2 separate regions of the Homo sapiens genome follow, and region 2 is linked to region 1. Evidence: chromatin loops called from intact Hi-C (ENCODE). Cell type or tissue: A673. All regions are shown on one strand. Each heading gives the region's core, and the rest is flanking DNA. Links, peaks and the distances in the headings are about the cores only.

The links. Peaks named below come from ENCODE experiments on the same cell type or tissue, not always from the same donor. Only the 100,000 strongest peaks of a DNase experiment are listed, where the experiment ranks them.
Region 2: it touches region 1 in a loop (4-fold over the local background); 3 of 110 quality-filtered maps call a loop at or near these places.

What each region holds. Positions count from the first base shown.
Region 1 is chr4:130,740,517-130,753,721 of GRCh38, reverse strand. No RefSeq gene overlaps it. Among named protein-coding and RNA genes, the nearest start is that of LINC02479, 370 kb to the right of the region's middle. In A673, for the core only: CTCF peaks have their summits at 2,394 (motif pointing left) and 5,691 (motif pointing left); no DNase peak of the experiment used is centred there.
Region 2 is chr4:132,635,574-132,648,778 of GRCh38, reverse strand. It overlaps LINC01256 (long intergenic non-protein coding RNA 1256), which reads right to left. Exons shown (of 4, transcript NR_126401.1): 2 at 3,937-4,071. Among named protein-coding and RNA genes, the nearest start is that of LINC01256, 51 kb to the right of the region's middle. In A673, for the core only: CTCF peaks have their summits at 6,175 and 6,376 (motif pointing right); a DNase peak (open chromatin) is centred at 6,398.

The DNA of each region.
Region 1 (13,205 bases), core at 1,944-9,943:
TGCCTTTAGTTTACAATTTAATGAAAAAGAAGTAATGGCAGTGATAATGGCTTCCCAGTTGCTCTTTTCTACCATAGTAGCACAAGTCATGGTCCTAAATGGAGACTCTGCCAGGTGCTAACTTTGTCTTTTCCAATTATGCACCTGCTACCGGAGAAATGACCACAGGGTGGATTCAGGGACCAACTATGAGACAGACATGATCGAAAACTCCATGGCTCACCTGACCTCCATAAGCTCTTACTCTGATTGGTGGCCAGAGTGACATTTTGGGTTTCCTGGAATTTGTGTCAGTTCAGAGCCAGTGTGCAGTAATTCCCAAAATGTCTGGTTACTTCCTTTTCTCCTGTGCAGTAATTCTGATAAAAGGCTGTAGGTCCCTTTGCAGAAGTCTGGGAAAATAATTAACAGTATTGATTATTGACAGTATGCTAGGGCCCTTCCTCAAGACGACAAGCCTCCCCTTCATTTAGGAGTTTCTGAGTCTGCAAGTTGGCCCACGTTAGAAAATTGGATGAGGGGCCATGACTTTTTGTTTTTATAATTGAAATCAGACTTTTTTCACTTGACCTAGAAATTTCTCCTTATACAAATCAAATAAGAGTTTAGTAGGCTATCTATTTATCCTCTAGGAACATAATGATCAACCAGCCAAAGCCATAGGTCTGTACAAATTAGACTATTCTGATGGTTGCTTTGACTCTGCTGTTCATTATGGTAACCAGGTCCACTCTGCCTTTGGCACTTAAGAACTACCACAAGACCACCCCCACACCCTGGGATTTAATTACTCTCACTGAATGTAGATATCCCGCTTCAGTGGCTGCAATTCCCACCCTAAGTTCTGCTCTACAGAGAAGAACAATCACAGAACTCTTCAAGGATGACAGGGTTCCACTGAAAAAATTATTTCTCACCATTTAAGTAAAAGGTGCATCCTCTGGACTCTCCTGGGGTGAGTTAATAGGTTTTAAATGACAAATAACTCTAATATTTCAATCTCCCAAAGCCTTTGAATCTCTTCCTCTATAGTTTACCAAGGGAGTTCTGACATTTCAAGTTTATTTACTGTGGACCACTTTTGGTTTGTTTCAGCCAATGAACCAAACAAACTAATTCCCTCTCCTATACCATTAAATGCAGAATATCTTCTAAGTGAGCCCAAAGAAATTCTACCTTTATGTTCCTTCCATCAGTATCCCACACTGTTAATATTCATTCACATATGCATTCTCTGGATTTTTCTCTACATATATTATTAAAATAAAGAAGTTATTTTGGAGCATAGCATACTTCCTCATGGTTCACACCTTGTACCCCACCTTTAGGGGCTTCTGGGACTTATGTCTAGTTATAGGTCTAAAATAAAGAGGGTTGTTGAGGGTGGGTCATGAAAAAATCATCAGTGTCTTCCAAGGCAACTGCCTCAAGGGACGCCATAAAAGTTTCTTTAGAAATAAAGAGCAAATGTTCTCAGAAGGAGGTGGAGATGATGCTTCTACTGGCACAGAATACTCATCAGGATTAAATGGTTCAGTCTTGACCTTCATCAGTATCTTCTCATATGTCTCCATTCAAATTTTCAGAAATGCAATTCTTCCCAATCAATGCCCTTATTTTAATAGACAGCTCCCTGAGAGGTTGGGAATTCTACCTGCATTGTTATTTAACCACTTGCATTATGAGACTCTGCATTTGGTTTTTATCTGTCTCAGTTCTGAGGCCACAGGAGATAAGAATCTTTTTCAGGCAGACATAGAAGCTTTCAGGTTATTTTTTGCAGCAAATGGGCTTGGGAATTTGAATACTTGATCTCACGCTGTTCCTTCCTGTTTGTCCAGTGACATTAGGAACAACAAGCACAACTGATTATAAGCATTATTTTGAGGAAATGTTCAAAGATATCATGAACATTGTCACCCAGACCCTCATAGACATGATCACTCAGAACCTTGCCTCTTATATGTGTCTGATTAGCAGTATCCAGTGGTGGTATTTTGCATATCTGTATTGCTGCATTATACCATGGACTGTCAGTGCACTCTTTACTACTAGAAATAGATTAATGTTTTTTAAATCTAATTGAATTGGAGAACCAATTGCAGAAACTCCACAGCCAATTTACAAATCAATACTTAAAATTCAGTTCCTCTAGAACCACTCCCAGTATCAAAATTTGTATTAGTTGGGGTTCTCAGTAAAAGGTAGCAAAAATGATGCATATATGTATAGAGAGACATTTATTTTAAGGAATTGTCTCATGTGATTATGGAGGCTGGCAAGTCCAAAATATGCAAAGTGGTCCAGGGAAAAGCAGTTCTTGATGTTCAGATTCAAATGCCATCTGCTGGCAAAGTTCTCTCTTCTTCTGGGGACTTCTGTCTCTTTCTATTTAGACCTTCAACTTATCACGAAGAGTAAACTTCAACACATTTTAGAGATTAATCTATATGCAAAGTCTACTGATCTTTCAGTGTTAATCTCATCTAAAAAATATATTCACAGAAACATCTAGAATAATGTTTGACCAAATATCCGGGTATTGTGGCCTAGCCTAGTTGACATACAAAAATAACTATCACATTGTCTTTGTAAGAAACCAGCTCCTGTATATATTATTTTTTCTCTAATTTCAAAATTATTGTTTGATCATTCATTATAGTTATTTATTTAAGTGATTATTTATATTAACACTTTATTATAAATCACTTCTAATTTCATTTGTGAGTATTTATTCTCAAACTTCTTTTTTTTTGAGACGGAGCTCTGTCTTCAGGCTGGAGTGCAGTGCCGCGATCTCAGCTCACTGCAACCTCCACCTTCCGGGTTCAAGTGATTCCCCTGCCTCAGCCTCCCAAATAGCTGGGATTACAGGCACGTGCCACCACGCCCGGCTAATTTTTTGTATTTTAGTAGAGACGGGTTTTCACCATGTTGGCCAGGATGGTCTCAACCTCCTGACCTCGTGATCTGCCCACCTTGGCCTCCCAAAGTGCTGGGATTACAGGCGTGAGTGACCGTGCCTGGCCTATCCTCAAATTATAAAAATCATTCCTAATTTTATTATTTGTGCCTGTTTCTATTTAAATATTTGAGGCTTTTAATGTTATGCTAGTTTTTTCTTTTTCTTTTTTGATAAAGCTTTTAGTATTTATTCTTTTATTAAATATATTTTTCACTGTAATATTAAAGTGAAGTTTATAATTTTCATATTCTTTTTAATAGAAATATTATTTAAGGTTCTGATTCTTAATTATAGCTAACTGTACATAGCCAAATTATCTGCATTTGACTTTTAATTTTTTACTTCAAATTTTATTGTTATATCCAAAGAATGTAATATATAATGTGACCATTTTCATTCATTTTATTCAGATTTTGTCTATTTAAGCTATTCAAATATTATTTGAGAAAGTGAAAAAAATTATATTAATGGGATGTGAAAGTGTGAAGGTACTAATAACATCAAAATTTTTAACAGCGTAGCCTATTTAATCTCTCTCTGAGGCTAGAACTTTATGAAATGAATGTGTGTGTGTGTGTATGCGTGTGTGTGTGTGTGTGTGTGTGTATTACAAGTGGCCTTTCTTACCTAAAAAATCCTTTCGATATTTTCATGCCTGCTTTTTCTTTCTATATTCATTTGCCTAACATTTCTTTCAATATGTTTTGAAACTTTATTTCCTTAAATGTGTTTTCCGTAAGAAAATTACTGATACTTTCATATTATCACTATCTGAAAAATTCCACCTATTCCCATTTTTTGTAATGATTGATGGACTTGACTATATTCTACTCATTTTAATTATTCTTTCTATTAAATAGTCACATTTATTATTCTCTTTTAAGTTTTATTATGTTGCTATTCATTCCAATTTGTCACCTTGCTTATTTAAAAATAATTCTATGTAGTCTATACAATTAATGCTTATCTTATTGACATACTCATAATTAGAGGCAGTCTCTTATTTTATTTTAAAAAAGCTAACCACTTCGTTTTGCCACCATAATAATCACTTTCTCCTTAAATCTTCTACTCAACTAAAATAATATCTTGACCATGCTGACTTTTGTCCTCTTTCTTCCCCTCACCTTTTACTAATAAGAGATTTAGGTTACTCTTTATTCCTGTTTCTACTGATATCCTTATGAGTGCCTGAGATAATTTAATATTTTTAGTTTTACATCACTAACAAAATTTTATTTCATTTTTTACTACTTTATAGATTTCTTATTTAGTACTCATACATATTATATTTTCCAAAGATATGATTAGCATGTTAGCTATAGCTATACTTACATTTCAAAGATCTATGATCTTGTTGTTTACTGTGTTCTTCATTTCTCATCATTTTGTGGTCTTGAATCAGAAGCATTTTTTATATGGTTAAAATGACATCTCCTATAATTTTCAGTTGATGTATATAAGGAATACAAACTCCAAATATTTCCATATTTTTTCTTTCTGAGGAATCAGTTATACTTTGACTGTTATATGATTAATATATGATTTCCTGTTTCATTTTTTTCTCCCTGAGCAACCAATAATACCTTGTTATGTGATTAATAATACTTTGTTATATATGACATAGATATCATATATAACTTTGTTATATGTTATATGAAATAATACTTTGTTATATGATTCAACATATGATTGCTTTTCTCTCAGAACACTCTGGGTTTTTTCATATGATAAAAACAAAATGCTGAAAATTATGTTTGATAATTATTTTAATTTTGATTAACAATTATAGAACTTTGCTATGCGATTAGATGAGGAACTTTAATTTTAGTCTACTGCTTATCTGGAAAATCAGAAGACGTGGCAGAAAGATTATAAAACACCTGAATGTGTAGGTCTGGGATAGGAAGGGCAAAGCAAATAAAATATGTTAAAATTGTAACAATCGTTCTTCCTATGGTTTATTTTAATAAGTTAATTTAAATCTTTTATTCCAAATACTACACAGTAATGTTTCAACAATAAATAGAGAAATCGGTTTAATGTAAACATAATCTTAATATTTTGTATCACCTGTTGTAATTTTTAAATTATGGATCTCTAAATAAGTTTCAAAAATTTCAATTCACATTTTAAGTTTTATTCAAGTCAATAAGTAAGAAAGTACATATTCTTTTTTATTCAAGTGATTTTTCTGTGTGAATATACATAACCTCAATAACCATGCTTGAGTCAGATTTAACAAACATTATAAAATCATATGTATCACACATATAATGCACATTATTTTATTACTATAATTTTCAAATAACAAAAATAAAAAATCTTGTTTTATACTTATTCGGATATTCTAATATTTACACATATTCTTAAATTATGTTTCATATGTACATATACACAATGGTTCTAATGTTAATGTTTAATTTACTGACGTTTGCATTATCCTGTTTTTCAGAAATACTTTGTTTGATAAAATAATCTATGCTCCTTTCTGTTAAACTATTTTAAGGATGGTTAGTGATAATGACTTTAACTCTACAGATTAAATCTATGATTGTTTTTAATTAGAACATACCAAAGACTATTAGAAATAGCTCAAGTTTTGATGATTCCTTTAAGACAACTTTCTGTTTCAGAAAACTAAAAATGCCTATTCTGTCATTTGACAGAGAAACTGGTAACATTAGGTAATGTATTTCAAAGAGTATAGTGCCATCTATTGGATAACATTCAGTCCCAAACTGTACTCAAGATATATTTTACATTTAAAGTATATTTTTGATGTAACAAAACCAAAAAAAAAAGGCCCAGGCTTTACCTAAATCGTCATTAAGTTTGTCCACATACCCCACAAAAATTCACATTGCCATTGTTTGATAATTTCATAGTGTTGCTGAATTACTACCTTCAAAACTAAGAGTAGATAAAAGATCAGGCTTTACTCATAGTGTTTAAGAAACAAAAAAGGCAAACTTGATAACTGTCTATTTTGAGGAATAATTTTTAAGGTTATATTCATTTATGAAATTGAATTTGTGCCTACAGAATTATTAACTTTAAAAAAAATTCACTGTTAAACCTGATATTATTAATATCAATATATCAATATAAAATTTCATAGGGAAGGCCAGGCAGTAATTCTTCATGTAAATATAAAATTTGCTGGAAAAAGAAAAGATAGGGTCAAAGAAGAAAAAGAGAACCTAGGACACAGAAAATATTTCAAAGAGAGAAAGAAATGTCAGCCTTTTACTTGGATTCAGGCCATCCAGATGCTTTATATGAGAGCGTTAGCTATCTTGCTATGCCCAAGTAAAATTAGAAATATTTTGTTTTGTGATTGCAACTACTTTAAGTCAGGATAACCCTTCTGAAAATTTAGCAAAACAGAGGCTGACTGTTGGTTTTCCTCAAGCCTGAGCTGCTTCTTTCCTTCACACATGACATTGAGGCTCTTATTTTATTGAAAAAATAGAGATGAGTAGTGTGTCCCAAGAAAGGCAATAAATGAGGAACTCACTCTAGTAAGTTATCTTTCTCTGTACATTTTTAGTGCCACTGTATAGAATTTAATTAAGTGGTGGAAAGCAGCCTTGAGGTCATTCAGAAAGAATATAATTATGGCACATTACAGACGTAGTCTAATCTAAATTATTTATTTTGTAAAGTGGAAAGTACTGCTATATTTAGGTCCAAGTGTTAGTGTTGGAGGTGGGGAGGTGAGTAGTTAAGTATGGAGTGCAGAATATATGCTAAATCTGAAAGCTAAAATATTTTATTTTTATTGCATAAATGCAATTTGTATGCAAAATATTTAAAAAGCAATGTAAAAATCCACAAAAATTATTTCTAAACATATTGATCAAACTGCCATTTAAAGGGCAGAATAGAAAAGTTTGTGTACTCCCAAATCTGTACTTCATTAGCTTATCTTACTGCCTATTCTTTATCTTTTGAATTTGGGTTAAACATGCTTACTAAGTTTATACATTCATTTATACATAAATTTGACCTTAAGTGACATTAAATTGGAATGAGTAGCATTGGGGATTTAACATTCAAAGAACTAAAGGGAAGTTTATAAAGACTTATTTCACTTTATCGGAAGCTAGTAAAAAATGTATAGTACATATGCTGTCATAATTAAGCAAATATTTTAATATATAAACAAACACACAATTTGATTCTCTAATTTCATTATGTAGTCAAGACACATTTTTATTATGCTATTTTATAGATAAGAGAAGCATGACATAACATTTGAATGATTCTCTCAGAATTCCATGAGAAGTAAAGCTGGTTCTTGAATTCAAGCCAAAAATTCCACTTCCCGGTTCTACATGTATGTCAGTCTGCTTCTAAGATTCCTGTTTTCACTATGTTTCTGTGATGGGTTAGACCTGTACATCCACACTTAAGAATAAGTACAGTTGATGTTCGAACAACATTGGCGTTAAGGGGGACTAACTTGCTGTACAGTAAAAAAATTCATGTGTAACTTTTGACTCTCCCAAGCCTGAAGTACTAATAGTCTACTGTTGTCCAGAAGTCATAATCAACCATAAACAGTTGATTAACACATATTTTGTATGTTGAACGTCTTACACATTGTATTCATAATATGAAGTATGCTAGAAGAAAAAATTAGAGAATCATAAGGAAGAGGAAATATATTTACTATTACTAAATGAAAGTAGATTATCATAAAGGTCTTCACCCTTATCTTCTTCATCTTGCCTAGGCTGAGGAGGCGGATGATGAAGAGGGGTTAGCCTTGCTGTCTCAGGGGTAGCAAAGGCAGAAGAAAATCCTCGTGTAAATGGAAAGGACAGCTCAAATTTGTGTTGTTCAAGAACCAAGTATACTTTATATCTGTTCAGGGGTATGACTACAGTAGTGAACAATAGCATGACAGTGGCTCTCAAGGTTTTTCATATCCTCTAGAATTTAAAAAAAATGAATTAAACATTATTCTGCAAATAAATAATAATAATAGTACTAGGATAAAAATTTGATCAACTGGGAAATATTTTGATTAATTATTATGGAAGTAAATAACTTTAGTCTGATTGTCATTGAATTTTTTCAAGTACTCATGTACTTAATTTATTTTTAGTTATATAAAAATAAAATGTTTCTATGTATGTATTATAAAAATCAGCCAGAAATTAAGTAATAACAATAATGTTACATTGCAGAACAGGAATCTGAAGAGGGTTTTCTGCTATGTGTGAAAATATTTTTGTTTGTATTATTTGCAAATACTAAGTTTATGGTATAGTGAAGAAAAACGTTTGTTTTTTCACTTAAAAGTCAAGAATTAATTTAAAAATCTTTCAAATCACTTTCAAAATCAGACAATATCATAAAGATTTAAGGCCACATGAATTTATTGGGTTATGAGAGAAAAAAGTTAAAAACTGAGCTGCGAATATTTGAAATTTTTAACTTTCATTTAAACTGGAAATAGATTTTTCTATTGATATATTGATCTATTGATTTTTCTGTTGATTTGTCTGTCATGTATGTATGTATGTATGTGTGTATCTGTCTATCTATCTATCTATCTATCTATCTATCTATCTATCTACCTATCTGACCATCTCTAAGGCACAGCTGACTTATCCTGGTTTGAAAATCTTTTCTAAAAAGGAAACCATCAAGTATTTCCATAGCCTCCAAGCCTAAATTTGCCAGTGACCACCTGACCCATGTAATTTCTCTGAGCCTAATAAGACTGGTTCTTTGAATCAACCTAGTCAGACAAAATTAAGAGAAAATAACTTTAAAAAATACAGAAAAGCACCAAGAATTATGGAATTTTGTAATGAGACTGTATTTATGACACCTGGAATTCCCAAAAGAGAAGGAGAGTAACTAGAAAAAAAAAAAGAATAAACCAACCCCAAAGCTAGCATAAGCAATTAAGTAACTAAAATTAGAGAAGAACTTAAAACTGAGATGAATATTCCATTAAAAAAGAAATGAAACCAAGAGTTGTTTCTTCAAAAAATTAACAAGGTTGATAGACTGCTAGCTAGATTAACAAAAAAGAGAATAAGTAAATACAATTTTAAATTACAAAGATAACATCACAGCTGATCCCACAGAAATGCAAAAGAGCCACATAGAGATAATGTGAACAACACCGTGAACACAAATTTGAGAATCTAGAAGAAAGGGATACATTCCTGGAGACACACAGTCTCTCAACACTGAATAAAGAAGAGACTGAATCCCTAAATAGGCCATGTTTAAGTCCTTCAATATAATCAGTAATTTAAAAAATCTGCCAACCACGAAAGCTCTGGACCAGGTGAATTCACAGGCAAATTCTATTGGACATATAAAAAAGAACTGGTATCAATCTTACTGAAACTATTCCAAAAAACAGAAGAGGAGAGACTCCTCCCTAACTCATTCTATGAAGCCAGCATCAGTCTAATACCAAAATCTGGCAGAGACATGATAAAAAAAGAAGACTTCAGGCCAATATCCCTGGTGAACATAGATGAAAAAATTCTCACTGAATTATAGCAAACCAAAGCTGGCAGCACATCAAAAAATTAATTCACCATAATTAAATACACTTTATTACTGGTCTAATGGTCCAACATATGCAAATCAATAAATGTGATTCAACACATGAACAGAATTAAAAGCAAAAACCATATGATAATCTCCACAGTCACAGATAAAGCCTTTGATAAAGTCCAACATCCCTTCTTAATAAAAACCCTCAAGAGACTAGGCATTGAAGGAGTATACCTCCAATAATAAGAATCATCTATGACAAAAATATAGCCAATATCACATGAAATGGGCAAAAGCTGGAACCATTTTCCTTGAGAAATGGAGAAAGACAAGGATACCCACACTTGCCACTTCTATTCAACATAGTACTGAAAGTCCTAGCCAGAGAAATCATGCAAGATAAATAAATAAAAGACATCCAAGTAGGAAAAGATCAAACTACCTCTCTTCACTGATGATGATTCTATAGTTAGAAAATCCTAAAATCTCCACCAAAGGCTACTAGAAATGATAAATGATTTTACCAAGGTTTCAGGACACCAAATCAATGTACAAAAATCAGTAGCATTTCTATGCACTAATAATGTCCAGGCTGAAAGTCAAATTGAAAACACAATCCTATTACAATTTTTGGTCAAAATGAAAATGAAATACCTAGGAATACAGCTAACAAAGGAGGTGAAAGATCTACAAGAAGAACTACAAAATACTGCCAAAATAAATGGAAAAACATTCCATGTGCATGGATTGGAAGAGTCAATATCATTAAAATGACCCTACTACCTAAAGTATTTGAGAAATCCAATGCTTTTCCTATCACACTATCAACATCATTCTTCAAAGAATTAGAAAAAAGTATTTTAAAATTCATATGGAAACAAATATGAGCCTTAATAGACAAAGCAATCCTAAATAAACAGAACAAAGCTGGAGACACCGCACTACCCGACTTTAAGCTATATTATAAGGTTACCAAAATAACTTTCATCTTAAACATAAGTTCCAATTCCATTCCACATCTTTGTGAATTTATAAAACTGAAAGCTTTTAAGAGCACCCAAGTCATCTCTTGAATGTCTTGCTGCTTGGAATTTTCTTCTACCAGATACCCTAAATCATCTCTCTCAATTTCAAAGTTCCACAGATATCTAGGGCAGGGGCAAAAAGCTACCAGTGTCTTTGCTAAAACAAAGAGTGACCTTTACTCCCAACAAGTTTCTCATCTCCCTCTGAGACCACCTCAGCCTGGACTTCATTGTCAATATCACTATCCCCATTTTGGTCAAAACCATTCAACAAGTATCTAGAAGTTTCAACTATCCCATATCTTTCTGTCTTCTTCTGTGTCCTCTATACTGTTCCAACCTCTGCCTATTACCCAGTTCCAAAGTCACTTTCACATTATGGGGTATCTTTATAGCAGCACCCCACTCTCTGTGGTACCAATTTACTGTATTAATCCATTTTCACACTGCTATGAAGAAATACCCAAGATTGGGTAATTTATAAAGAAAAGAGGTTTAATTGATTCACAGTCCTGCATGGCTGGAGACCCCTCAGGAAACTTACAATCATGACATAAGGCACCTCTTCACAGGGCAGCAGGAGAGATAATGAGTGCCAGTAAGCAGAGGAAATGCCAGATGGAATATAAAACCATCAGATCTTGTGAGAACTCACTCACTATCATGAGAACAGCAGAGGGGAAACTGCCCCCCTGATTCAATTACCTCCACCTGGTCTTGCCCTTGACACATGGGTATTATTATAATTCAAGGTGAGATTTGGGTGGGAACACAGGGCCAAATCATATCACTATGCATCTGACAAAAGTCTAATATCCAGAATCTATAAGGAACTTAAACAATTCAAAAAGGAAGAAAACAAATAACCTTTATTAAAAAGTGGACAAAGAACATGGATAGAGACTTCTCAAAAGAAGACGTACAAGGGGACAAGAAACATGTTGAAAAATGTTCAACATCATTCATCATCAGAGAAATGCAAATCAAAACCACAATGAAATACCATCTCACACCAGTCAGAGTGGCCAGTTTTAAGTGAAAAAACTATAGATGTTGGCAAGGCTGCAGATAAGAGAATGGTTATAAAATATTGGTGGGATCGTAAAATTGTTCAGCCACTATGGAAAGCAGTTTGGAGAGTTCTCAAAAAACCTTAAAACAGAACTACCATTTGACACAGCAATCCCATTACTGGGTATATAGCTAAAAGAAAATTAAGCATTCTACCAAAAGGTACCTAGACATGTCCATCACAGCACTATTTACAATGGGAAAGACATGGAATCAACCTAGGTGCCCATCAATGGTTGATTGATAAAGAAAATATGGAACATACACAGTATGGAATACTACACGGCCATATAAAAGAATTAAATCATATCCTTTGGAGAACATGGATGGAGTTGGAGGCCATAATTCTAAGCAAATTAATGCAGGGCAGAAATCCAAATATCATATGTTCTCACTTATAAGTGGGAGCCAAACATTGGGTACACATGGACATAAACATGGGAACAATAGACACTGCAGACTACTTTGGGAGAGAGAGAAAAGGAGATGTGGGTTGAAAAACTATATACTGGGTACTATGCTCACTATAGAATATACCAGTGTAAGAAACCTGCACATGTATCCATGTATCTAAAAATAAAAATTGAATTAAAAAAAGAAAAAATCATGTGTGGGCAATAATATAGAGAAATTAGAACTCTTGTACAATGTTGGTGGTAATAGCAGTATGGATATTCCTTTTAAAATTAAAAATAGAGCTACCATACGATCCAGCAATTCTACTTCTAAGTATTTATCTAAAAGAATTAAAATTAGAATCTGGAAGATATATTAGCACTTCTAGGTTAATTGCCATACTATTCATAATAGCCAAGATGTGAAACAACCTTCATTGTCCATAGACAGAAGAATGGAGTAAAAAAGATGTGGTATATACATACGATGGAATACTATTTAGACTTACAAACAAAGAAGGAAAGTCCTCAATGTGCAGCAGCATCAATGAATCTTGAGGGCATTACGCTAAGTAAAATAAGCCGGTCACTGAATGACAAATACTGCGTGATCTCACTCCTGTGAATATCCAAAATCATCAAATTTATAGAATCCAAGAGAAGAAGAATGGTAATTACCAGAGGTTGAGGGTGGAGGGACAAACAGAAAATTGGTAGTAAATTGTCATAAATTTTCAGTTAAGTAAGATATATTAACTCTAGAGATCTGCTATTGTACAACATTACACCAGTAGTAAAAATTACTTAAATACACCAGTAGTAAAAAAAACTTAAAATTTATTAAAATTGAATATCTTATGCCAAATGTTCTCATTAAAATAAAAAAAGTCATTATACAGAAACAAAATAATCAGTTCCACAGCAAGTGTGCACACACACTCACCCACCCACCCACCCATACACAAATAAACTATTTCATTCACAATACCATTTATAAGTTAAAATGTGTAGGGAGAAATTTAACAAAAAAAGTGCATGATCCATATACAGAAAACTATAAAATACCTGTGTTAAAGATTAAAGAAAATGTAAATACATTGAAAAATATCATATTTATTGATCAACACAATCCTCAATATATCATCAGGCTTTTTTCTTTACAAGTTGAAAGTGACTCAAATTTTTTTGGATATGTAAATAAGTAGAATAATTAAA
Region 2 (13,205 bases), core at 2,271-10,270, 1.9 Mb before region 1:
CATATATCGGTTAATGGAAGTGAGTTGTCCCAGGGAATGAGTATGATTTTGGGCAAGGCACCTCTGCAGCTGAGGCAATTCCTGGGAATGACAGCTAAAGGTTAAATGGAGGCACATCACAGATGCCATCATTTGCAGCTCTTAAATCCACTTCATGTACACTCTGAATCTTCTCTGTATTTCTAGTGGATTCTCTGCTTGGAGGAATCTTATGAGAAGAAAATTAATGGATTAAAATCCAGGAACTTCTTCTGTAGCTGGCTACAACTAACAGTCATCACTTCTCTTCTCTATTATCCATTTAAATTCTTCCTTCTCCTCAACTGTTAGCTTCATTGGTCTCAATGGCTTACCATGTAGTGTGACCTAGATTTTAACTCCTAGCATCTGAGCCCATGGTCACCATACCTTACTCAGGCCAGAATGGCTGCACCTGTCCATTTAGTGTCAAAATACAGCAGGAGTATGACCATAGGTACCCAAATGAATCACCTCTGCTTAATAAATATTCTTTCTTGAACCCATGCATGACAGCAGCCCTAACACCTACTGATGATCATGGCAATTTATCTCTTCCAAGATGTCAATTATCTTAACTTTTCTTCCCTGGTGATCATTTGACACAAGTATCCCATAGTGAAAAGTGTCACTCTTACCATATAATTCAAAGGAATTTTTCCCGGGTCCTCTGGACCTGGTGGAAGTATTCCCCTTTAGGAAACTAAGACCTCTAAACATGTCAAGCCTAGAATTCTATTTCCTGTGTGGCTTTTTGAGAATAAAGGTAATGAGGCCCACTCCTGCTTCAACTGTTTGGTTTCCAGAACCATGTTGGATGTCCACATTCTAAATTTCCCTAAGTAGCAATTTAATGTGATCAAATAACAATCCCATAACAAGGACAGAACAATGGTTTTGTTGCTGGCAGGTTGGCCTTTTGATAGCAGAAGGAGTTACATGAACTTTGATAAGTCAGAACCAATGTTTCAGGATCCATTCTGAGCCTCTACTTTGGCTAGGCAGTGGGATAGTCAATGAGAATCTGGCCGATGTCAACTGGTTGAGTCACTTTATCTACTTGGTTTGTTGAATACGTTTTCCATGATAGAGGCTCACTGGTGGACTTCAATAATGTGATATAAAAATCTTCTCATTGCTCCCACTCTCATACATTAATTCACTAAACAGGAGTTTCCTGTGAATTATCTGCTCTTCCTTCTTTTTTAACTTCTTGTCTCCTAACCAAGGAACTAAGCCATTTTCCAATATCTACAAGTAAGTATAAATTATAACCTTGAGCTATGTCTCTTTTTACACAAAGTGGATGACTAGGTGCTCTGCACACAAAGGAAATTTTCTGTTGCCAGTGCCTCTCAAGGTTACTACTGAGTAAATATGTAGAGAATTTCCATTCACTTTTTAACTTATATGCACACACAGATATTCTACCCACCTATAGGCAAAGTGTGGACTTTTTATCCTCCATCAGCTGGCCACATAGGTTCCTGCATATTGTTATAAAGTAAGTGTAAGCTGAGGGAGAGGGGGGGCAAATGAAATAATGGTGGTCAACTTGGGAGTCTGCCTGTATAACTTGTTTGTGGTCCCTGATTCTGCATGTGCTTGATCCAGAATGCATCACTTCTTTTTAATGATGGATTGTTGTTTTAGTCACCTCTCTTTATGACTGATGGATCTGACATAACTCAGTTCATGATGGGCAGTTGTAGCCATATGGTCAGTTAGTGGTGATAATTAGGTGCTCCATGTCTACCATGGCCCAAAAAAACGCCAGAAATTAGTTTTGAGGTATAGAATTTCCTGCTGATGGCATAACCTTATTCTGGAATGCTAAGCATCTATGTTATAATTCTACCATTATCAGAATTTATAAAAATTATCTGCTATGGACTGAATGTTGTGTCAAAATCAAATGTACATCCTGCACATGTACCCTGGAAATTAAAAATTAAAATTAAAAAATCAAATGTTAAAACCCTAATTCTCAATGCAAGCGTATTTGGAGATGAAGCCATTGGAAATTAATTAGGTCGTGAAAGTGAAGCCTGATTATGGGATTAGTATCTTCAAAAGAATACAAAAGTGAGTTTGCTTCTCCCTTTCTATGCTCTCTGTCATGCAGTAAGAACATGGCTGTCTGCAATCCAGGAAGTAGGCATGCTTGAGATATCAGATATACTGGCAACATTTCTTGGACTTCCCAGCCTCAAGAACTGTGAGAAATTATGTTTGTTGTTTATGTCATCTAGCCTATGATATTTTTCTTATTGCAGCCCAAACTCGCTAAGACAGTATCCCTTTCAACCACTGATACCTCTAATACTAAATGGTCTGCTGAGTCATGAGGCCTAAGGGACAAAATTTCTGTAACCACTGTCTTAATATGACTCAGAGCCCTTTTGTGTTCTTGGCTGCACTCAAAACAGGTAGCATTTCATGTCATCTGTTATATGCAAAGAGGTTCACTGTGCACTGATTACCATTTGGGTCCATGGCATCTTGAGTTGCTATTTCTATTACTTGCACAAGTCCAGTGAGACAGAACACTTATACTACAAGTTCGTAGAAGCAACTTTATTTCTCACAGACTGGCACCAAGCAATAATAAAGTCTAAGATTCATGGTGAGCCAGTCCCTCAAAGCTCAGAACAGCTGTCCAAGGCAGATGAATCTCATGCACTGTATCTGTGAGACTCTGAGAAACACCTCACCCTAGCTTTTGGACCCTGGAGGAAATTTAATCTTAGGGGCTTTCACTTATTTTTTTCTATTATATCTTACCCCACTAAACAAGATTATAATATCATGGTCTTGCCAGCTACCAAGTACATCTCTACCTATTATTTATTTAGAGACCAGAAAAATAACCATTAATAATCCATGACCGATAGGTCCATTGCTCTATTGGTCCTCCTGTGATCTGCTTGGCCAGGACTCCATTTATCATTTGACTGAACATTTCCCAATTACAGCAGATGATGTATAATAATGCTTTGGTCCTCTGATATCAATGTGAACTTGGACCCTGTATCCAACTGCTCTTGAAGTATTTGGGCATTTCCATTTCTTCACTACACAATTAACCAAATAAATACCTATATGTCCTTTAGAGAAGAACTGAGCAAATCATGCACACTTATTATGATATTGCAGCATTCTTCAGCCTCCTAATCATATACCTGTGATTTCTTTTGATAGTGTAAATTAAGTATTGCCCTATTTTCCTGCCCACTTAATGTGCTCCTAGGATGCTATGTTCTTTAAACCATTTTCACAGCTGTCTTAATCAGTCTCCTTCCTTTTATGTTAACAGTATTTTGCATCCATTTTGCTTCCGATTTAGCACTGCCACCTGCACTCTATTTTGTGGCGCACTATCACCTGTCCTGCTAAAAGAGAACATACTTCTGCAATGATCTCTTCAACAATCAATCCCATGGCAATATGGAGAGTCACCACTGACCTTTCTGGTAATGTGAGTGATGCACTCATCTGAACATTTCTTATGTCCTTGTTAAATAATGTATGCTCCGAATATTTTTATAAGGCATAAATATCTGGTGAGACTTCCAGCCAAATATATAAATATATAAATATTAGCATGCTCACTTCTTTGAGCCATTTAATCACTTATTCTATTGTAGAGCTGGCAATTTTGGCACATACACCTCACTCGTGGAGCCATTGCCATCATCTTAGGAGGCATTCTACTAGCATGTTTATACCATCTCCTGGGGTAATTGCCAGGATGTTAAATCCAGTATTCTAAGAGAGTGCTCACAATCACTATAGACTTCCTCATCCAAGTTTATGTTCCTATTAGCTAGCACCTTCAGAATTCAACTCCACATGTTCACCCCCAGCTCTTGCCTATACCTACAGGCTATGAATTGCGGTAACTTTGGGTATACTTACTTTCTTCTCATATCAGATTCAGAACATCCTCAGCTTATTTAGTTTATGATTTAAGCTTGGTTGTGGACACAGTAGCAGAGAGGGAGCTAGGACATATTGAGTGTTGAAATACGTGGTCATGGAGAAGCAAAGTCTCTACATAAAACAAATGAGAGAAGATTAGTATGTAAGGAAAATTTGGCTACTTTTGTAGTCTAGTCTAGGGAAGTTTAGGGAAATCTGAGGATTCAAGGTTTTATGGCACACCAACTCAGACATCCCAACTATGTGTCACAATTAAATTCTTCCCCAAATCTGGTTCTGGCTTTGGCATCACCAACCAGCTTTGATACTCTGCCAATTAAGTCATTAATCTGGTTTTCATGTTTCCTCTGCCCTCCCACAAAGAGGTGACACGTTTCTGTATGTCGCAAAGGAGACCTTCTGTTGTTTGCACTTATCTTTCAAATTTTTAATTATTCTTCCTCTCTCAACTTCTAGTTACAATGCTCTAGAATATCAATTGAGTTAGTGATAGCAACTGAATTTCATATTTTTGTAGTTACTATGTTCCCCAGAATTATCAAACACCTAATATAACACATAAGCTAATATAATCTTTTCCGTAGATAAAGCATCCCAATTCACTACTGGTAAAAAAATAAAAAAATAAATAGGACCACCACCGGGGATTAGGTCCTAATTGCTAGCTGGGGGATGAATGCTTCTGCTTTAATTTTTTGTCTTAGTTTCTACTTTCTTGGCCCTCATCTGCTACTAACTAACAGTGGTAGGTTTGCTACCACTGAAAGCCAGCTCATTTGAGATGGAGCTTAGCATGCTGGTTATTAATTAAGGAAACCCTTCCTTGGAATTAATATCCATGGAAAAGAGAGAAAGGAAGCAGCTTGGACAGACGGAGAGGTCATACGGCAAGCAGCTTCAATGGCAGAACTGTCAGACACCCAGGGAGTTATGGAACTAGACTTTTTCTTCAGTATTGTTTCAATATGAGTTGAAATGGTCAAGAATTGATTAGTTGTTGGATGCAGGTTGCCCTGAGAAGGAGCATGGCTTTGAAGAGGTGACTCTCTTCAACCCACAGCAATTTCTCTTCAGAGACACTTCGTGGAAGGAAGCTGAAGATGTTTGCAGCAATAGACCTAAATCCTCCATTGAAGGTGGATTTGGGTGGTGCATCACAGAATTCACCACAGATTAAGGGTAGGCTGAACATTTAACCCTTATGAAATTAAAGTGGAAATATGAAAGAAGGGAGGTGTTTCATTTTTAAAATATTGCATAATTGTAAGAGTAATTTCAAGAATCCATGTAGGAATAATTCTGCTACATATAAATAAATACTGTCATCATCTTCATTTCCTAGTATAGTGAAAAAGAAGAGGAAATAGAGCAGAAACTCAACTGAAAGGTCATTTCTTCCACTTTTTAGAAATTTAGTCTTAAGGAAATCCCTTAAACTTGACTGAAATGGTTTTCCTTTCCTGTAAAAAGTGAAGGAGTATCTCTACATTGCTGTTTTGAATGTTCTGTGTGGCTCTGACAGTATCTAGAACAGAGCCTATGATCCTGTTACTTATTTAATATTTTTGAAAAAAATTACCAGTATTTTCAACTCAGTATAATATTAAAATATATATTAATAGAAAATATATAACATAAAATAATTGCATGTAATTTTATTACTTTCAAAAGTATATACTATAATTCTATGAATTGGGCAATGTGTAGATCCCCCACAAAAAAGAAAGCATAAACATAAAAGCATAAAAAAAGATGATTATGTTAGCATGTGCAAACACTAGTGGAAGTTTTGGCATAATGTTCTCATTATACGGAAAGTATATATTTGAAAATAAATACTTTTTATATACTTCAAATGTTCCTTCTTTTATATTTCTAATTTACTCTGAATTTTTTCCAAGATAAATTTATTTTAATTACTGATCTTAATAGCTGGGTTTCTGCCAGACTTCATGCTAAATTTTATGCTAGAGATCTCTTGTGTTCATATTGTATCACCAATGTTTTGGCCCTAATGCATAAGATTTTTATAAATTAATATTGAGTGAGAGGTGAAAGAATAAATAAATAAGATAATTTATTAAAAAGTAATAATTATAATATAATATTATCCAAAATACGTCCTAAATAACTACCCCAGGCAATTAAGGAAATACAGATAATGAGGGTCCAGGAAGGCAATGCTAATGATAAACAAGTCATTATTGGATTTTTTTTTACCACTCAAAGATCAGCAATGACCAAGAAAGAAAATTAATTTGTATAACTCTTTGTCCTCACAATCTGTCTGTCTAGTAATTGACTGATAATAAATATTTCTTGAAGGAATGGATAAACTTTGTCAGAAACGAACTCTAATGTGTAAGAACTCAAATAAAACTTGAGAAGGCGACTGCAATGACTAGATATTGCCAGAGGAGGGAAGCAAAGGGTAACAGAGCAGCTGGCTGGTTGAGCAAAAGGTACCCCTCAGAAAGCCTTCAGAAAGGACAGTTACTGCAGTGGCAAGTTGTGGTCAACGATTAGAAAAGTAGTTTATGTGACAAAGACTGTGTTTGAGTCAAGAGAGAAGTTACTCCCAAGAGGCAAGTCAAGCCATTAGTCAAGACTAGAGGGCGGTATGTAAAACTGGAAGGGTAAAGCCAAAATATGATGCACTGAGAAAAAGCCATGCACCAGGCAATTAAACAAGGAATAATAAGGCTTCAGAAATGTAGTCAGTTGGAAAATATCTTCTGACAATTTTTGCGTTGCTCTGTGCATCTTTTAAATATCTTTGTCTGGTTTGGGAACTGAAATATCTGCTTCTTAAAGTGACAGGACCTTATCTTGGGGATTATCACCTAATGTAAAGTGCATAGTTTAATTTTCAAAAGTTGTTAAATATTGAGGAAAGCAAAGATTAAGAGCTCTCTTTGATTAGAGATTCAAGAAACTATCTATAAAGAAAAGAGTAGGTGAATGTTAGCCATCAAAAACCAGTGATCAAGTTTTACCTTATAAATCTAGAGAGATTTATTTCACCTAACAGTTCTTATCTCTTCTGGTTGTTCTCGAATGGAATAAATATATTCCAGCATTTTCTTCAGGTTCACTAACAATGGAAAAAAAACAGATATGGGCTTGATTTGTTTTGGTATAGACTTGTTCTATAACCTAGGTTGTGTTTCTCAATTTAAGTACAAGGCATTCTGACTTAATTTCTTGACTTTTTACTCGAAATGTTTTTGCTTATGGAATCCTGCTGTAAACTTTAAAATTTAGTTTAGCTTTACTATAAGTACATGGAGTATGACTGGGCTTATGCATGAATTAGGAAAGTGATTCAGATTTATAATGCTGCTTTTTTCCCCCAGCTCAAATAAAGTGTTTTTAGTGGACAGCCACAGCCAAAATTATGACTGACATTGCATCCCATTTCCCTGGATCTCAGATATCAAAACAATACAGATTAGACCTTAAGTTCATCACTTCCTGTGGATTTCGATTTAAACTTTGCTAAATTCAAAATTCCTAAATTATGATCCCAGTGCTGTTAATGATTTCTCTGTTTCTAGATAAGTCACATAGTCTCTCTATGCCTGTTTTATTTATTCTTTTAATTTTTTATTCACACCTAATGATTGAACAGATGTATAGGGTACATGTGATATTTTGATACTAGCATATGATGTATAATTATCAAATCCAGGTAATTGGGATATTCATCACGTCAAATATTTATCATGCCTTTGTGTTGGAAAAATTCCGTATCTTCTCTTCTAGCTATTTTAAAATACGTAATAAATTTTGTAAACTATAGTCTCCCTATTATGCTACCAAACACTCAGTCTTATCCCCTCTGTCTAATTGTGTTTTTGTATCCATTAACCAACTGCTCTTTATCCCCTTCTTAATACACTTCCTAGCCTCTGGTAAGCACTATTGTATTTGCTACCTTTATGAGATCATTTTTTTCAGCTCCCACATATGAGTGAGAACACTTGATATTTGTCTTTCTGTGTCTGGCTTATTGAATTTCACATAATTTTCTCCACTTCTACCCATGTTGCTGCAAATGGCAGGATTTCATTCTTTTTATGACTGAATAATATTATATTGTGTATATACATTTTCTTTATGCATTCAACCATTGATGACCACTTAAAGTGATTCCATACCTTGGGTATTGGGAAGAGTGCTGCAATACCTTTAATTTGTATGTTTAGACTAGGCCAGAAGCTTTTTAATGGGAGGTTCAGTTTGAGAGGCTAAAATGAGGTCTCTGTTCGGACAGAAGTTATTTTGACCTTTTCACTTCTATCTGTTTAGTTATATGTGAGTTGAGAATGTCTCACAAGGGGATAAAGGGGTTTGTGAGTGCTACATATAACATTTTTTTTGTGCAAAGACAATGTTACACATTCAAATGTGCTCTCCACAAAAAAGATGTGAAGTCCTAATTCTCAGTACACATGAATGCAAATTTATTTAGGAATAGGGTCATTACAAATGTAATTAATTAGCATAAGGTAATACTAGAGTAAGGTGAGCCCTAATCCAATATGACTGGTTTCTTTAAAAGAAGACAATGCCATATGAAGACAGAGACACACAAGGAGAAGACCACATGATGGAAGAGGCAGATATTGGAATGACGCAGCTGCAAGCGAATGAATGCCAAGGATTAATGGCCACCATCAGAAGCTAGGAAGAGGCTAAAAACAATTTAACCCAGAATCTCAGAGTCAGCGTGGCACTGCTAACTCATTGGTTTCAGATATCTAGACTCTGGAACTAACAGAGAATGTATTTCTGTTGTTTTAAGCCACTCAATTTGTAGTACTTTGTGATAGCAGTCCTAGGCAACTAATAGAACAAAGACAATAATAAGTTATTTGTGAAAAGAAACAAAGACACTGAGACACTGATGAAAATGTTAAAATGCACACCTTGTCGAGAGATTCAAGAAACTATCCAAAACTGAGAGCTTAGTTTCAGTAAACACATGCGGTCAAAATACAGTCTTTTCCCATAAACTTTGTTGTGTTGCCCAATTTAAATAGTATCCTGACTTAATTTTCTATTTTAAATTTATTTTTAAAGGTCTAAGGTAGGAGGAAGGGATTGTATTAGTCAGGGTTCTCTAGAGGGACAGAACTAATAGGATAGTTGTATATAAAAAGAGGAGCTTAATAAGGAGTATTAACTCACATGATCACAAGGTCCCACAATAGGCAGTCTGCAAGCTGAAGAGAGAGGAAGCCAGTCTGAGTCCTAAAGCTGAAGAACTTGGAGTGCAATGTTCGAGGGCAGGAAGCATCCAGCATGGGAAAGAAATGTAGGCTGGGAGACTAAGCCAGTCTACCTTTTCAAGTTTTTCTGCCTGCTTTATATCCTGGATGAGCTGGCAGCTGATTAGATGTTGCCCACCCAGATTAAGTGTTGGTCTGCCCTTCCCACCCCACTGACTCAAATGTTAATTTCCTTTGGCAACACCCTCACAGACAAACCCAGGATCAATACTTTGCATCCTTCAATCTAACCAAGTTGACACTCAGTATTAACCATCACAGGGGTTATATGATAATTCTAGTTAGGATGCAAGTAAAAGCAATACTAAAAACTATTACATGCACAATTTCAACTCATCATTTACAAACATGTTTAAAACTTGACTTAAGTAGTTTTCCTTCCAATAATGGCTAAGTAGCTGATATCAGACCAAATCTTTTAGAAAGGACTTGTAATATCTTTGAAAATTATCTTTAAAAAATCAGAAAGACAAAACTTAGGCAGATATTAAAGGGATAGCAAAACTTTCAGCAATGTATATGCATTGGTTAAGTTTCACATTTTACAAGCGTTCTGCTTGAGGACACAGTCAAGCACCACACTTCGTCTTGTGGTAAAGCTACAGTTTATTTCTTCAGTGTGTAGTCTTGTTAACTGGATGAACCAGAGGACAGAGTTTGAATTCCTGACCCATAAGAAATTGAAGGGGTGATATTCAAGAAAGGAGAGGCACAGAAAAGAGTAGTACCAAATACTGTGTGTAAACTCAATTCATATCTCTGGTAGATCTATTGACCATGCACCTGTAAAGCAGATGCCAAAAAGACCATTTCAGGCTAAAATAATTGAAGCTAGAATTCAGATGCTGCTCACTGGAGAGGATACAGATCTTCCAGACTGAGTTCAGCTGTTTAATTGGGAGAAAAGGAAATCATCTTCAGAAAAACAAAACAGAATTCAGAGCCTCCAGTATGTATGTTCCACAATGTCCAGGTTACACTCCAAAATTACTCATATATAAATAAATAAGAATAAATGATCCAAATTTAAAAAAAATCAATAGAGAAAAAGCTGAAGTTGTCTCAAAAGATGAAATTAACAGTTTTAAAATGATTATTATTACTATACACTAGAATACAAAGAAAAAATAGGCTCATAATAAATGTAAAGATAGGAAATCTGAGTGGATAAATAAAAAATATATTAAAGCTAAAATTTTAAATCTGAAAAATAAAATATCTGGCCTTAAAATAATCACTATATGGGCTTAACAACATATTAAAAATTATCAAAGAAACAGTATATATACAAATTGATCATTAGAAAATATCCAATTCTGAAAAAGGGGGAGAAAATAGATTTAACAAAATGAATAGAACTTATGAAACCTGTGGATCAATACAAAAGTTATAATACACATTTAAATGATACATAGAAAAAGAGGAAAACAAATGGCTGCAGAAATAACATCTGAAGAAATATGAAATGCATTTCAGAAACGTAGTGATAAACATGAATTTTTAAATTCAAGATCATTCAGTTTGAAACAAAATTAAAAACAACTAAATGTTTTAATAAAAGCATAACTATATCACAAATTTCTGAAAACTGAAAATAATGTCCTGAGAGAAATATGACAAATTATATTAAAAAAAGATTCAAATATCCACTGATTTCTCACTAGAAACAATGGAAAACTAGATGACATTGAAATACTCTTGTGTTAGTCTATTTGCACTGCTATAAAGAAATACCTGAGACGAGTTAATTTATAAAGAAAAAAAGCTTATTTTGACTATTGGCTCTGCAGGCCATACAGGAAGCTTAGTGTCGGCATCTGCTTCTGTTGAGGGCCCAGGAAGCTTACAATCATGGTGGAAGGCAAAGGGTGAGCAGGCATGTTCCAAAGCAAGAGAGAAAGCAAGACAGAGGAAGCAAAAAAGAGATAGAGGAGGTGCCACATTCCTTTAAGTAATCAGATCTTGCCTGAACTCAGAGGGAGAGCTCACTCATTACCTTACAAGAAGGGTGTATTAGTCTGTTTTGAAACTGCTATGAAGAAATACCCAAGACTGGGTAATTTATAAAGAAAAGAGGTCTAATTAACTCACAGTTCTGCATGGCTTGAGGGTGGGCTCAGGAAATTTACAATCATGTCAAAAGGCACATCTTCAGAAGGTGGCAGGAGAGAAAATGAGTGCCAAGTGAAGGGGGAAGCCCCTTATAAAACCATCAGATCTGGGGGAGGAGCCAAGATGGCCGAATAGGAATAGCTCCGGTCTACAGCTCCCAGCGTGAGTGACGCAGAAGACGGGTGATTTCTGCATTTCCATCTGAGGTACCGGGTTCATCTCACTAGGGAGTGCCAGACAGTGGGCGCAGGTCAGTGGGTGCGCACACCATGCACGAGCCGAAGCAGGGCGAGGCATTGCCTCACTTGGGAAGCGCAAGGGGTCAGGGAGTTCCCTTTCTGAGTCAAAGAAAGGGGTGACGGACGGCACCTGGAAAATCGGGTCACTCCCACCCGAATACTGCGCTTTTCCGACGGGCTTAAAAAACGGTGCACCACCAGATTATATCCCGCACCTGGCTCGGAGGGTCCTACGCCCATGGAGTCTCACTGATTGCTAGCACAGCAGTCTGAGATCAAACTGCAAGGCTGCAGCGAGGGTGGGGGAGGGGCGCCCACCATTGCCCAGGCTTGATTAGGTAAACAAAGCAGCCGGGAAGCTCGAACTGGGTGGAACCCACCACAGCTCAAGGAGGCCTGCCTGCCTCTGTAGGCTCCACCTCTGGGGGCAGGGCACAGACAAACAAAAAGACAGCAGTAACCTCTGCAGACTTAAATGTCCCTATCTGACAGCTTTGAAGAGAGCAGTGGTTCTCCCAGCACGCAGCTGGAGATCTGAGAACAGGCAGACTGCCTCCTCAAATGGGTCCCTGACCCCTGACCCCTGAGCAGCCTAACTGGGAGGCACCCCCCAGCAGGGGCACACTGACACCTAACACGGCAGGGTACTCCAACAGACCTGCAGCTGAGGGTCCTCTCTGTTAGAAGGAAAACTAACAAACAGAAAGGACATCCACACCAAAAACCCATCTGTACATCACCATCATCAAACACCAAAAGTAGATAAAACCACAAAGATGGGGAAAAAACAGAACAGAAAAACTGGAAACTCTAAAAAGCAGAGCGTCTCTCCTCCTCCAAAGGAACGCAGTTCCTCAGCAGCAACGGAACAAAGCTGGATGGAGAATGACTTTGACGAGCTGAGAGAAGAAGGCTTCAGACGATCAAATTACTCTGAGCTACGGGAGGACATTCAAACTAAAGGCAAAGAAGTTGAAAACTTTGAAAAAAATTTAGAAGAATGTATAACTAGAATAACCAATACAGAGAAGTGCTTAAAGGAGCTGATGGAGCTGAAAACCAAGGCTCGAGAACTACGTGAAGAATGCAGAAGCCTCAGGAGCCGACGCGATCAACTGGAAGAAAGGGTATCAGCAATGGAAGATGAAATGAATGAAATGAAGCGAGAAGGGAAGTCTAGAGAAAAAAGAATAAAAAGAAATGAGCAAAGCCTCCAAGAAATATGGGACTATGTGAAAAGACCAAATCTACGTCTGATTGGTGTACCTGAAAGTGATGGGGAGAATGGAACCAAGTTGGAAAACACTCTGCAGGATATTATCCAGGAGAACTTCCCCAATCTAGCAAGGCAGGCCAACGTTCAGATTCAGGAAATACAGAGAACGCCACAAAGATACTCCTCGAGAAGAGCAACTCCAAGACACATAATTGTCAGATTCACCAAAGTTGAAATGAAGGAAAAAATGTTAAGGGCAGCCAGAGAGAAAGGTCGGGTTACCCTCAAAGGGAAGCGCATCACACTAACAGCGGATCTCTTGGCAGAAACCCTACAAGCCAGAAGAGAGAGGGGGCCAATATTCAACATTCTTAAAGAAAAGAA